2 separate regions of the Mus musculus genome follow, and region 2 is linked to region 1. The links are chromatin loops, found by intact Hi-C in ENCODE. Cell type or tissue: heart. All regions are shown on one strand. Links, peaks and the distances in the headings refer to the core of each region. The heading gives the core; the rest is flanking DNA.

What was found. Hi-C counts contacts between places; a loop is a spot of excess contacts. Peaks named below come from ENCODE experiments on the same cell type or tissue, not always from the same donor. Only the 100,000 strongest peaks of a DNase experiment are listed, where the experiment ranks them.
Region 2: a loop joins it to region 1, with 2.2 times the contacts of the local background. A loop is called at or near these places in 2 of 42 quality-filtered maps.

What each region holds. Positions count from the first base shown.
Region 1 is chr13:35,600,598-35,606,980 of GRCm38, forward strand. No RefSeq gene overlaps it. Among named protein-coding and RNA genes, the nearest start is that of Cdyl, 56 kb to the right of the region's middle. In heart, for the core only: no CTCF peak of the experiment used is centred there; a DNase peak (open chromatin) is centred at 3,614.
Region 2 is chr13:35,378,877-35,385,259 of GRCm38, forward strand. No RefSeq gene overlaps it. Among named protein-coding and RNA genes, the nearest start is that of Gm22674, 89 kb to the left of the region's middle. In heart, for the core only: no CTCF peak of the experiment used is centred there; no DNase peak of the experiment used is centred there; H3K4me3 peaks cover 1,012 bases; H3K27ac peaks cover 1,941 bases.

The DNA of each region.
Region 1 (6,383 bases), core at 688-5,687:
CTACAGGAGGAGCCAGGTGACCAGGACCGTGCTCACAGGAACCCTTAAAGGCCACCTACATCAACCGCTGCAAATGTTAAATATTCCAACTTTGTTAGACCTCTACTGAGCACCTCAGGGGAGCCAGCTCACCTGCTTCTCAGGCAGCCCAGTTTGTCTACAGACCTCTCTCCCTTCCAAGGAGTTCTTTATATGAAACTGAGCCTGCCTCTTCTGGTCTCAGCTGTGTACCCACTAGGGACGTTTTCAGGGATATTTATCAGGACTCAAAAACTCTCCCACACTCACAAAGTTGACCCAAGATACCAGAAAAAGACCAACAGTATCCCAGCATCCCCCTGAACAAGCCATATAGTTTCCATCAACCATTCTGAAGTTGGTTTGGGTGCTGAGCTCCAAGCTCAAGAACATCTGTGGACACCAGCTCTGCGATTTTCTCTTCCAGCATCTCCCTGCTGGATTCCCCAGTAAGCCCACTGAGTAGGGCTTCTGTCTTCCCATTTGACAACAGGGAGCTCCCACAGCTGTGCTAGGTCAGACTAGAGCTATATAGCTTCACACATGGCAATCAAGCTCAAGGGACAATGAACGAGCTCAGAGACCATTGGCTGGAAGATGCTGGGGATCAGGCAGAGAAGAATGCCCAAATGGCTTTGGCAGATGGAAAACACCAAACCAGAACTTAAAGCTCACAATTAGTCACAACCGTACAAAGAAGGAAAAAGGAGAAAGAATGTCCAAAGATGCCTTGGCTTCCAACCAGCTCAGACAGGTTGTGGGGAGCAGAATATTCCAGAAAAGGGAGTCGAAAGCATATCATGGAAACGTCTGCCAATAAGACAGAATCATAGGGAGAAGATAAACCAAGAGATTGGACTTGGCACAGGGGCCTTTAGGATGTACCTGTTGCACCATCACTGGGCTGGTTCCCTGGAGACATGACCAAGGAAGACCCACCAGCAGGCTACAGGGCTATCTCTACACTGATCCACCTACACTCTCCCCACATTTCTTCTGTGGAGGAGCCCTCAGTCTTTCAGCCTAGAGAGAGGAAGTCTTGTGCTCCACCAGTCAGCCCAACCTCAAACCTAACAAACCAGCGTAGTCCCCTAGGCACCCAGCTCAGGGCAGCCCACCCACTGCCACAGACATTTGCACTAGGCCCCAGCTCATCTTTTTTCCTCCTCGCTTCAACCCACCAAGGGCCAGTAAATCTCAGCCATAAAGGAAACAGACAAGAACAAACATTTTTATTATTGAAATAGTTCAGTTCTTGTATCACTGCCTCAAAACTGAGGATCAAATTCAAGCAATAAATAGACCTGAAGCTTGTTGCCCCTGGTTGACTTGTAGACAGAATAATTTATAGGCACACCCAAGGCCCTCAGTCACAGAGTTGTAAACAGGTTTCCAGTTGCTGAACAAACCAAAACAGACACCAAATAAAACTGTTCATCTGAAAACTGAAGTGGCCACTTACTGGCCCAAGGTGCCACATGTACAATGTTGGGCTTTGCTTGAATGGATGTTTGTCCTTTTTTTTAAAAAAAAATATTTTTTATTACATATTTTCCTCAATTACATTTCCAATGCTATCCCAAAAGTCCCCCATACCCTCCCCACCACTTCCCTACCCACCCATTCCCATTTTTTTTGGCCCTGGCGTTCCCCTGTACTGGGGCATATACAGTTTGCGTGTCCAATGGGCCTCTCTTTCCAGTGATGGCCGACTAGGCCATCTTTTGATACATATGCAGCTAGAGTCAAGAGCTCTGGGGTATTGGTTAGTTCATAATGTTATTCCATCCATAGGGTTTCAGATCCCTTTAGCTCCTTGGGTACTTTCTCTAGCTCCTCCATTGGGAGCCTTGTGATCCATCCACTAGCTGACTGTGAGCATCCACTTCTGTGTTTGCTAGGCCCCGGCATAGTCTCACAAGAGACAGCTACATCTGGGTCCTTTCAGCAAAATCTTGCTAGTGTATGCAATGGTGTCAGCGTTTGGAAGCTGATTATGGGGTGGATCCCTGGATATGGCAGTCTCTAGATGGTCCATCCTTTAGTCTCGGCTCCAAACTTTGTCTCTGTAACTCCTTCCATGGGTGTTTTGTTCCCAATTCTAAGGAGGGGCATAGTGTCCACACTTCAGTCTTCATTCTTCTTAAGTTTCATGTGTTTAGCACCTTGTATCTTATATCTTGGGTATCCTAAGTTTTGGGCTAATATCCACTTATCTGTGAGTACATATTGTGTGAGTTCCTTTGTGAATGTGTTACCTCACTCAGGATGATGCCCTCCAGGTCCATCCATTTGGCTAGGAATTTTATAAATTCATTCTTTTTAATAGCTGAGTAGTACTCCATTGTGTAGATGTACCACATTTTCTGTATCCATTCCTCTGTTGAGGGGCATCTGGGTTCTTTCCAGCTTCTGGCTATTATAAATAAGGCTGCTATGAACATAGTGGAGCATGTGTCCTTCTTACTGGTTGGGACATCTTCTGGATATATGTGTTTGTCCTTTTTTTAATAATGTGTCTAGACATTCCGTTTGGCTATCAAATTTCAGGATGTTAGAAATTGAGCTGGGAAAGACAGTGTCCAAGGAAATGTCTCCAACCAGCTCTGTAATGATCTGAAAACATGAACAGAACGGAAAACATGAACGGAACAGAAAAGATGACTCAGCAGTTAAGAACATGTACCGGACCCAAGTTCAGTTCCTAGTAATCATGTCAGATAGCTCATAACTGCCTGTAACTCCAGGTCCAAGAGATCTAATGCCCTCTTATGGCCACCACAAGCACCTGCAGTCACACGTGGAGATATATGCACACACATACACACTTTTTAAATGTCCTCATAAATTACTTTCTCTTACTTTGTATGCATTATAACAGTCACACAGTTCATTTCAGATCAACAAAAATGATCAAATTTCTATATTTCTCCAATATTCTCAAAGACAGTTGATATACAACATTTCATCCATTTAATTCTAGTGTCCATACACTAACACTTTTTAGACCACACATCCTGGTTTGGGAAGGTAGAACCTATAGTTAGCATAATTACAGAGTGAGCAAAGATAGCTATTACTTAAGCTGCCTGAGTGAGTCTGTGGTCTATGTCGCCAGAAGGACACAGAAATCTATATAACCACTGCAGTGATCATCGAAGGAGGAAGGTATAACGGGGTCTGCTATACTCAAATCACAGAAGAAAGGAACTCACTTTAGCCCAGAGAAAGGCTGTGCAAGATATAGCAAGTCTCAGGTTAGCTTATAGTATAAACAGTGTTTGAGAAAACAGCGTGCCTGAGGAGACAGAATGACCCCAGCTGAAGGGAAAATGGGAACATGTTTGGCACATAAGACAAAAATGATGCTCTCCCACTCCTTGGAAGAGGATCAAACTGCAGAATGAGGGCACTGGGAAAAGTGAGCAGGGCCCAGTGCTGTCAGAGCTTAACTACTGTGGCTACTACACAGTTTTTCCCTCCCTCCTCCAGCTCAGCTACACTGCATTCCTCAGCTTCTCCTGTTGTCAGACCATGTGCTTCCATTCTAGCCAATAGTCTGTAGCAAAAGTGACATAAGGCACACCACTTCCAAGTCTGGCTGGAGTCCCACCTCCTCAGGCCACATCTGGGCATACATCCAGAGACTTCTGCCTGGGTGCGTGTCTCTCTCTCTCTCTCTCTCTCTCTCTCTCTCTCTCTCTCTCTCTCTCTCTCTCTCTCTCTCCTGGTTTGGATGTCAACACCAATGGCATGCTTGTAGCCACACAGCACCAGAACCTCTCATCCTTACTGACCATGTGAGTCAGAGGACACCACTGCCTCCCACCCACTTCTGAGGCACCTCCGATATCACAGATGTGCTTGATTTTAAGCCACTGTGGTTTCAGAGTCTATGAGCATGAGTTCTTAAGTCAGTATTTCTCCAGCTAAGACACCAGACAGGGACTGTACGTCCTTTCTTGGGCCTGTACAGACTGTCAGAAATCAAGCTCGGTGCATGTGGAAGAGTGGGAAGAGAAAAATCAGTGTTAGGATCCATATCCATAGGCTGTTGGAGGGCTGAGAAAAGGGGCCAGGGGACCAGGGAGCTAGCTTAGTTGCAAGCATGAAGGGTTGAGTTCAAACCCCAGAATCAATGGTAAAAAGAACCAGAAAGGTGGAAACAGATGAATTCCTTGGTCAACCTAGCCTGCTTGGAGAGATTCAGGCCAGTGAGAGATCCTGACTCAAAAAAGAGTAAACATATAGTGTCTGGCCTCTGGTTTCCACAAGCACATGTGCTCTCTCTCGCTCTCTCTCTTGCTCTCTCTCTCTCTCTCTCTCACACACACACACACACACACACACACAGATAGAGAGAGAGAGGAGATAAGGAGGAGAGAGAGAAAGATTGTTCTACTCAACATTTACTGTGTATAGATTGAAAAAGATCCTCTAAAGATCCTCATTCGCAACCAAGGGCAGTCTTCCTTCATTCTTTAGCTTCATCATCCTGCGGCACAGGGCCTGCTAGCTGCTGCACTGTCTCTATTTTGGAATGTCTCCAACCATGAATGCCCTCTCTCTCTTCTCCTTTTGGATGTCAAGTCAACACGATGCAGAGTCTAGCTTTGAGTCTGCCCTTCTCTCTTCTATATTTAGGAATTATTGGGGTCTCATTCACCAACTGGCTACCCCTTTTCTGTTCACACCCCATACCCAGAGCTGCTTTCCCCAACCCCAAATTCCCTTCTGATCTCTAGATTCTGTTTTGCTGTTTGCCATCTGAACAGCTCCACACAGATGTCCCTCAGACACGTCAGTCACATCCTATCCAACACAAGGTTCTCTCTCCTTGCCTCTCACTAATCACTAACCCACCAGCCAGCACTCCACTTTCTCTCATGAGGCGAAGTCCAGAGAATCCACACTACCAGCATGCCACAAGGGCTCTATAGTGTGCCTCACTAAAACTGAGGTGTAGTACTTCCTCTAGAAGTTCTCAGCATTATCTCCAGTCCCCAGTGCCCTGTGAAAACTGTTCCAGTCCTCACCCTCATTTTACACTATGCCAACCACTGCCACGGTTCTTACAACTTCATGCCACCAAATCCCATAGAAAAGTAATCACTCCATTCACACTACCGGCAGGACATGAAAATGAGCCTATTAAAATGGCAGTGGCCCTTTCTTACTCCCTCTTCACTTGCCCTGGGTGTCAATGACCTTTTGACCAAGTTTATTTCCACCTTTCTAATCTGAACGAGATCCGTGTTGAGAAAATGAAGCCAGTGATGAGTTGGGCTGTTTTCTTCCTCCCTGCATCAGATGGCAGGGTACCATTTCCTCCAGTAATGTGTTGACCCCCTTTTCACTCTTCCTGCTCAGAGTGGAACTTCCCAGTCTTTTGAATTCCATGTCTATTTTTTTTCACCTGTTTTAATACAGTGCAGCTTCTCTCTGAATTTATTGAGATTCTTGTAGTCACAAATGGCAGGAATCCCTGCTAAGTCAAGACTATACCACAAAGCAAGGTAGACAGAGATGGAGAGAAGCTCCCAGAGCCCACTCTCTTCTCCCGTCTCGGCTTTTCTCTGTGTGCAAACATCACCAAGCTACCCCAGCTTGTCTCACTGTTTCCTCCCAACTGAAGCATCCCCACTTGGAGGGAAGAAAGAAGCTCATAAAATTCAAGAAGCTCACAACACTTCCAAAGCTCGCGAGGCCTTTCTCTGGGGATTATATAAGCAGTAAAAATTGATGCTCAGGGAGAAGAGACTCATTAGAGCTTTGGTCCGCAAGTTGCACAGGGATACAACTTTCATGAGTCTTCAGTGATGCTGGGGTGGGCTCTCTGATGATGCCCTCATGAGTCACTCATGCTCCTGAAAGTAACCCTTCACCCACGCTCCAGTAAGCCGCTCTAATAAACGCACTGTTTCACCACACTAGACATGGGTAGAATCATTTCTTTGATCTCCTGTTCATGTCCTATCTGGAATGAACACATATCAGTTTATATCTCCCCATGAAAAGTCACACAAGAACTTAGGACATGACAGCTCTGACTCATGTCCTCACCAGATCTTTAGCCTGAGAGGGTGTGCACTCCTCTTGGCTCAGTATTCGAGAAGCCCACGGGAGATTCTGCTTAGCTCAGCTTGGCTCAGCTCAGGCATGCTCCTGAATCAGTCACTTGAGTCGTTACATAATCACTTCTTGTGTCAAGAGAGTGAGAGCTATGTGTAGAAAATGAGAACGCAGTGACGAGCGGATGGAAAAGCATGGGCATCTACCATGCTAGCCACTCCATAATTTCATGTCCCTTGAGACAAGAGCCCTCTGACCTCTCTTTGTTCAGTATGGTGGGCCACTCCTCCTTG
Region 2 (6,383 bases), core at 969-5,968, 220 kb before region 1:
AATGTCAACATCCCCTACCTATAGCTCAACCCCCATGTCTAAGAATTCTTCAGTATCCACCTCTCCTCTGCCACAGATAACCAAAATGCCTACATGCTGCTATTTCTAACTCTAGAGTGCATCTCACGTACTAGCTTGTGACTGGATTCTCATGGCCACCACTCTAGGCCACACTGTCATTGGCTCACCACTGAGTCACATCTTCAATCCTCTAGATTTGGTGATCTACCAACTCTTGCTTGTTTGAATAATCTGGGGAGTTTTCTAAACTTCCCGGCCAATAAAATCTTAGAAACAGGGGAGAGCCACACATTAGCATTGTTTTCTAATCCCCGTGAGTTCCAATCTGCGGAGTGCTTTGGGGATGGAGGTTCAGGGTAGTCACCTACCTGTGACCCCTCCTACCCATTTTCACATTCTCTCCAAAGGGATGATTTTGACATGAAAACTAGATAATGTCACCCCTATTTAAGGGCACTCTGGAAATTCTGGCTGGAATCAATTTCAAACTCCTGCAGTGGCCACAGGCCATGATCAAACTCCTTGCCTATTTGTCCGATGCACACTACTGCTTCTAGTTTTTTTTTTTTTCAGTGTACTCCATACTCTCATTCCCAGCATCCAGCTTAGAGCTTTCAAACCCACCCATTTCCCTACCTGCAGCTCCTCCAAGGAAAGACAGTCTTGCTCATCCTTTACCTCTTCAGACAGTCCTTTGAAAACAACCATCTGTCTCCACGACTACTCTTCCTGTCTTGGCTCTTGACCTCAGTACCATGTATCACCATGCACAATCAAGTATGTTGTCTTCCTTCTGTATCACCCTCCACCACTCTGCTTGGTGTGGACAGAAACCACACGCTTTATCACTAGTGTGCATATGGGTGGAAATATGGCACAAAGCAGGATTGCTCAATCAAAATAATGTGACAGGTTAACATCCAAGTTCACAAGGGAGCTTAAATATTAATGAGCATCAAGTCAGCACATGTTTACTGTACCCAGGGCAAAAGAAATCTTGGGTCCATAAACAATCTAGTAGACCTTCATGAACACTCAAACACAACATGTAATCTCTTCAATTTCCTGCTTTGCAAAATCTCTTGCACATGAGGTCTTGATGAGCTTTGTGTTGAACTTTCCGTCTCAAAGCATCAACACTAGCTGTATGGGAAAAGCTTCATCCACAGCACTTACTGACCATTTTTTATTGAAGCTGAAGCTGAGCATATGCCAGGGCTGTCACTCAAGCATCTCCGAACTGTGGCCATTAAATGGAAGTCCTGGAGGATCCACCACTCTCCAAGACTTCCTAGAAATTCCTCTTCCATGCATCCACCCTTGGTCTTTCTATCAGAAGGACCTTTCTTTGCTGTTTAGCCAGTGTCTTAATTTGTAGAGATGATAAACAAGTACTATAAAATGGGTGACTTCAACCAAGTTGAAATGTCCAAGGTGTTATGCAACATTATTCCTGGGGATAAGGGGGAGGAACAAATGTCTACACACCCCAGATTGGGAACTGACAACAGGTCAAAGTATGGACACCAGCCAAGTTCAACACTGTAAGCCAGTTAAGTTTTATTGGGGTTACTTTCAGGCACAGAAATGACTCAAAGACAGCTGCATCACCAAAGTTCACACCAGTATGGGTGACAGCTCATAAAAGCTGGAAACCTCGAGTCCACAGGCAGCTAAATAGGTTGAAATGTGTCCTTTCCAGGTAGTTTAATTGGTCAGAGCTTTTGCAGGAAGCTTAGCTGTTCTGTTCTGAGTTCTCTCTCTTAGCAGTCCTTACTTGGGGAAGGAGGAACATAGTGAATCTGGTCAGTTTCAGGAGCTTTCTACAGCCCTAGAGTTTTTGTTTTTTGTTTTTCTTCCTGAGCTTAATGAGCTTCTCTTCAAGGTGGATTGTTTCAGTTCCCCTCAGAACATCCTGTGTCGAAATGTGCATCCCTACAGAGTGGGATGTTTCATTACCCCTTATAACACCCTGTTGTTTCATCTTTCTAGCATCCGGTTTCTTAAAGAGCTTCCATTTAAAATGGAGGGAACAGCTACACAACTCATGGTGTTAACCAATTGGATTCCTGGTGAAGTTCTCTTCCTGGCTCACCTCCTCATCCTAACTAGTAAAGAGAGAGAACCTCTTGGTCTGTCTTTATGAAGCCATGTTTCTTCTCATGAAAGCCCTCACCTCATAACCTCATCTAGTCATAGTTCTCTCCCAAAGATCTTATCTCCAGAGTTCATCATACCATGGTAGGGATTTCCATATCCAAGTTTGGCAGCTAGTTGTTCAGTGGAGTGCTAGACTGGAATGTGCAAAGCCCTGGTTTCCATCTTCATTACACACACACACACACGCACACACACACACACAGAGTATATTTACACATTGAGAGGGAAGCAGCAAAACCTGTAGTTCTTAGTAAAACTGTATTGTTCCTGATTCTACTCAACCATCATCTTTTAAATTTATCTCCTTGCCATTGAATTCCACCACCACCACCACCCCCACACACACACACACCACAGGTTTCCATAGTACTCAGTGAGTATCCCTCAGAGCATTCATAGACCCTATGGTCATTTTTTGCTAACTTCTTTGTTTCTCATTGGATTATTATGAAAATAATCAGAATCAATCAGAGTCAAAATGGAGTCACATTTGTCAACCACCAATAAAAAAATAAAATATTAAATAGATTTCATACATATTCATTTGCTAGTAAAAAATATTACAAATGAGTATGTCAGAATCAGAATGGTTCACAAAGGCCATGACAGTCTTGTACACACACACACACACACACACACACACACACACACACACACTCAATCAATCCTTCTATAAGAACTTCTGACTAAAATGGCCTGCTTCACCATGGACTGATGCCATCCTTGTTATCAGTCCTTGTAGTCAAGGACTACTGCTTCAAAATAATTTATGTCATATTCTTCATTTTGCCTTCAAAAGCTTCCCTTTGCCTCGAGATCTTTGAATGCACATGTAATCTAACGTGGCTCATGGTTGGGGAATTGCCAGGCTATTCCCAAAGAAATTCATTATCTTTAGAGAAGATTTCTCTGTCACTTGGGTTTTGACCCTGTTCATCTGTTAATAATCTCTGCTGTCATGGGGAGTGATTGGCTAGTAGATGTTTATAAGTAAGCATTTCTGTTGCAATCAGAAAAGGGGGGTAGGGGTGGTTGAGGAAAATAGAAAATGTATAATGAGTGCAGTATGGTGTTCCATCTTTAAATGGCAGTTCAAGGATCTTAACTCTGGAGATACAGAGAAGGAAGCTGGGCAGGAATGGTGTAGGTCATAGCCGGCTTAGAAGCCACACAGGTACAATGCTAAATAAGGGGTCTTTGTCTCATGTGCCCTCCCAACTACCTAAGTAGTATTATTCCCATATATATGTTCCTTTGCCTATAAAATGGTACTAAGAAAAGCACTCAACTGACACAGTTTCTAGCAACACGTGCATCATCATTCACATCAATATACACAGATGCTCGGTTCCTTCCCAGTTAAGAATTCAGGTAAGATAAACATATGCGGACTCCAAGACCTATCTAACTAGATGTTTGAGTGGTATTTTTCAGTGTTTGCCTGAATGAAAATTTTATTAACTAGCTGTGATTTTTTTTTCTTAATGATGGTTTTCAATGCTTGGTAGGATGGACAATTATTAACTAGGTGTGATTTAGAAACTAGTTGGCAGAGTGCTTGCTGGGAGTGGGGTAAATCCACAATAAATGTCAAATATTAGGAAAAGAGCAAAGAAGAAAAGCAATATTAAAGCCGATTCTTTCAGTGCTGACCTTTCATCGGGTGAATATTCCTCTATTAGGCTGAGTGATGGAGCTATGTCTGAGCTTTGCTGACTTGCTCCATCCCCACCATCCAGGAAAAGGTGTGCCCAGAGGTGGATTCATCTCAACTAATGTTGGCTTAAGCCCCCTTGGAAACCCAAGGGGCCCAAATGGTGTTGTCAGACTGTGGGCTGGCTCCTTCCGTCTAGAGATTTCTGCCTTGGACATTGGTAACTCTCAACATCAATGGGATCAGCAGCTTTCCAGCCCTGTGGGAGATCACCTAGTTTTCCTAGCACAGCCAATCCTGGATGTCCCAAGTGAAACGTGGCCTCTCACCTGTTCCCTTGCCTGAGGTACAGATGTGGGATGTGTAATCTGTTTGGTAGCAGACTTCTAGGAAGGGCTATGAGAGGCTAAAGTAAGCTGTTCATATCCCCGGGTTCCAGGGCCTTGGAGCTGTTAGTCGGCTTCCTGTTACTGTAACAAATACCTGACGTAATCAACTGATAGAAAGAAAAGCTTTATCTAAGTACAGAGTTTTGAAGTTTCAGTCCACAGAGGATTGGCCCCGCCTTCTAAAGTCTATGTTGAAGAAGCACAAACAGGGTCACAAGCCCTGGAGATCGGAGGGGAGGAGGAGGAGGGAAGAAGGAGGAGAGAAAAAGACGGAGGGGTCAAGGATCAGGTGAAGGTGGGAGAGCAGGAAGAGTGATCAGGGATATCAGTGCCAGGCGAGGACAGAAGGGAACCAGGAGCAGAAGGCGGGGCAAGAGCAGCCAGCAAAGCCACAGGAGGCCCGCCCTTCTCTTCACTCTCTGACTCCCCAGACCAGCAGCTCTCTCCTACTACTAAGCAGCAAGTCGCAGGACAAACTGGAGGACAGCTTAGGTGGCTGGGCCCTTTCCAGTTGCAATGACGATTACTGAAATAGTTAAAATCCTGAGGACGGAGGCCCAGTGGCTAGTTTTCCAGGCTGTAGAGCCAGCTATCCTGGAGCAAAGCCCAGGCTGTACACACTTCTGTATGAACTTGTTCAGACCTGCCTCCTGGATGCCTGTTTTCGTCACCCCGGCACGGGATGAAAATAGAACTTACCTCACTGGTTTGTAAAATGAAAATACGAGGAAAGAATGAGTACAGTATGCAAAGCCTGTGGAATCTCCTGAAGCTATGTAAATGGGTACCGGTTCCTAGCCTTCTAGTGCTGCCTCAGGGTGCTTTGTTTGCTACCATCAGAAAATGCCACAGACCAGACAGCTTAACTAATCTACAGTCCGAGGAGGCTGGCACGCTGGTCAAGATGGCAACAGATTTGATGTCGGGGGAGGGTCTCTTGCTGACAGAATATCTTGCTATTTCACATGGCAGAGGGAGAGGGAAAGGGTGAGAGGGCAAGCAAGCATTTTTTTTTTAAATCACTGGCTCTTTTTTTGCTGTATATACTTCAGGAACACAAAATGCTTTATTTAATATGTTCATCCTGAGTGGATTAATACAGTCAAGAAGATCAACGTATTGGACACCCCTTCCCTCATTCTCCTTTTCCCTGACTCTGTGGCGAGCATGATCTCTTTTGCTCTGTAATATACATGCCCACCAGAAGAGCCGCTTCAACAAGGGCTTCACAACACTAGAGCAACCCACTTTTATCAATAGAGAAGCTTTTATCTTATGGAGAAGCTTTTTCTCTATAAGCTGACAACATTGAACATTTGTTACAGGGACAAGCAAACCAACGCAGCATCAAGTGAGGTCCTGCAGTACTTTTTATGTATAGCTAACTTCTCTTAGTTTCATGTCATCCAAATCCATCCACAATACAACGGATGGAATTTTCTTCCTTTTGGAGACTGGGTGAAACTCCATTGTGTGAGGCTTAAGAGATGCGTCAACTGTTAAGAGCACTTGTAGGGATCAGGGTGGGGTTCGTAGAACTCACAGTCATCCAGTTTCTCTTCTGACTTCCTTATATATGTAAACTAAAACTAAGCAACTATTTTAAAAGATTCCACTGTGTGTGAATATCGTAACTTCTTTCTTTGCTTGTCTTTACTGGACACTCAGGTTGAGTCTACTCTGTCGCTGCTGTAGATCTCTAAGACAATGATTCCATTTCCATTGGGCAGTACTCCAAAGAGGATGTTTTGGATAATGACCTACTTTTACTGTCTATGTTAATTTACATCTGAAGGGTGCCAAGAAACCCCCTTCTCGTCTTCAGCAATATTATATCACATGGCTGTTTACAACAGCCAGTCTACCAGGAGACTGCACTGTGACTTTTCCTCGTCTACCCCTGTCAATGGGTGATGCCAAGCTCACACACTGTTCACCACTTCCATGTCTATGGTCATTTTCTCAGTTGGTTTTCCCCTTTTGGGGGTGGGGGGGCTTCAGGCTTGACTTTGTTTTCATTTGCCATTGAATTATACGAGTTCCTTATATGTTTCAGATATTAACCCCATATCATATCTGTGGATTTTGAATTTTTTTTTCTCTCAGGCTGCCTGTCCATCTCATTAATTGGTTCCTTTGACCAGCAGAATCTTCTAGGC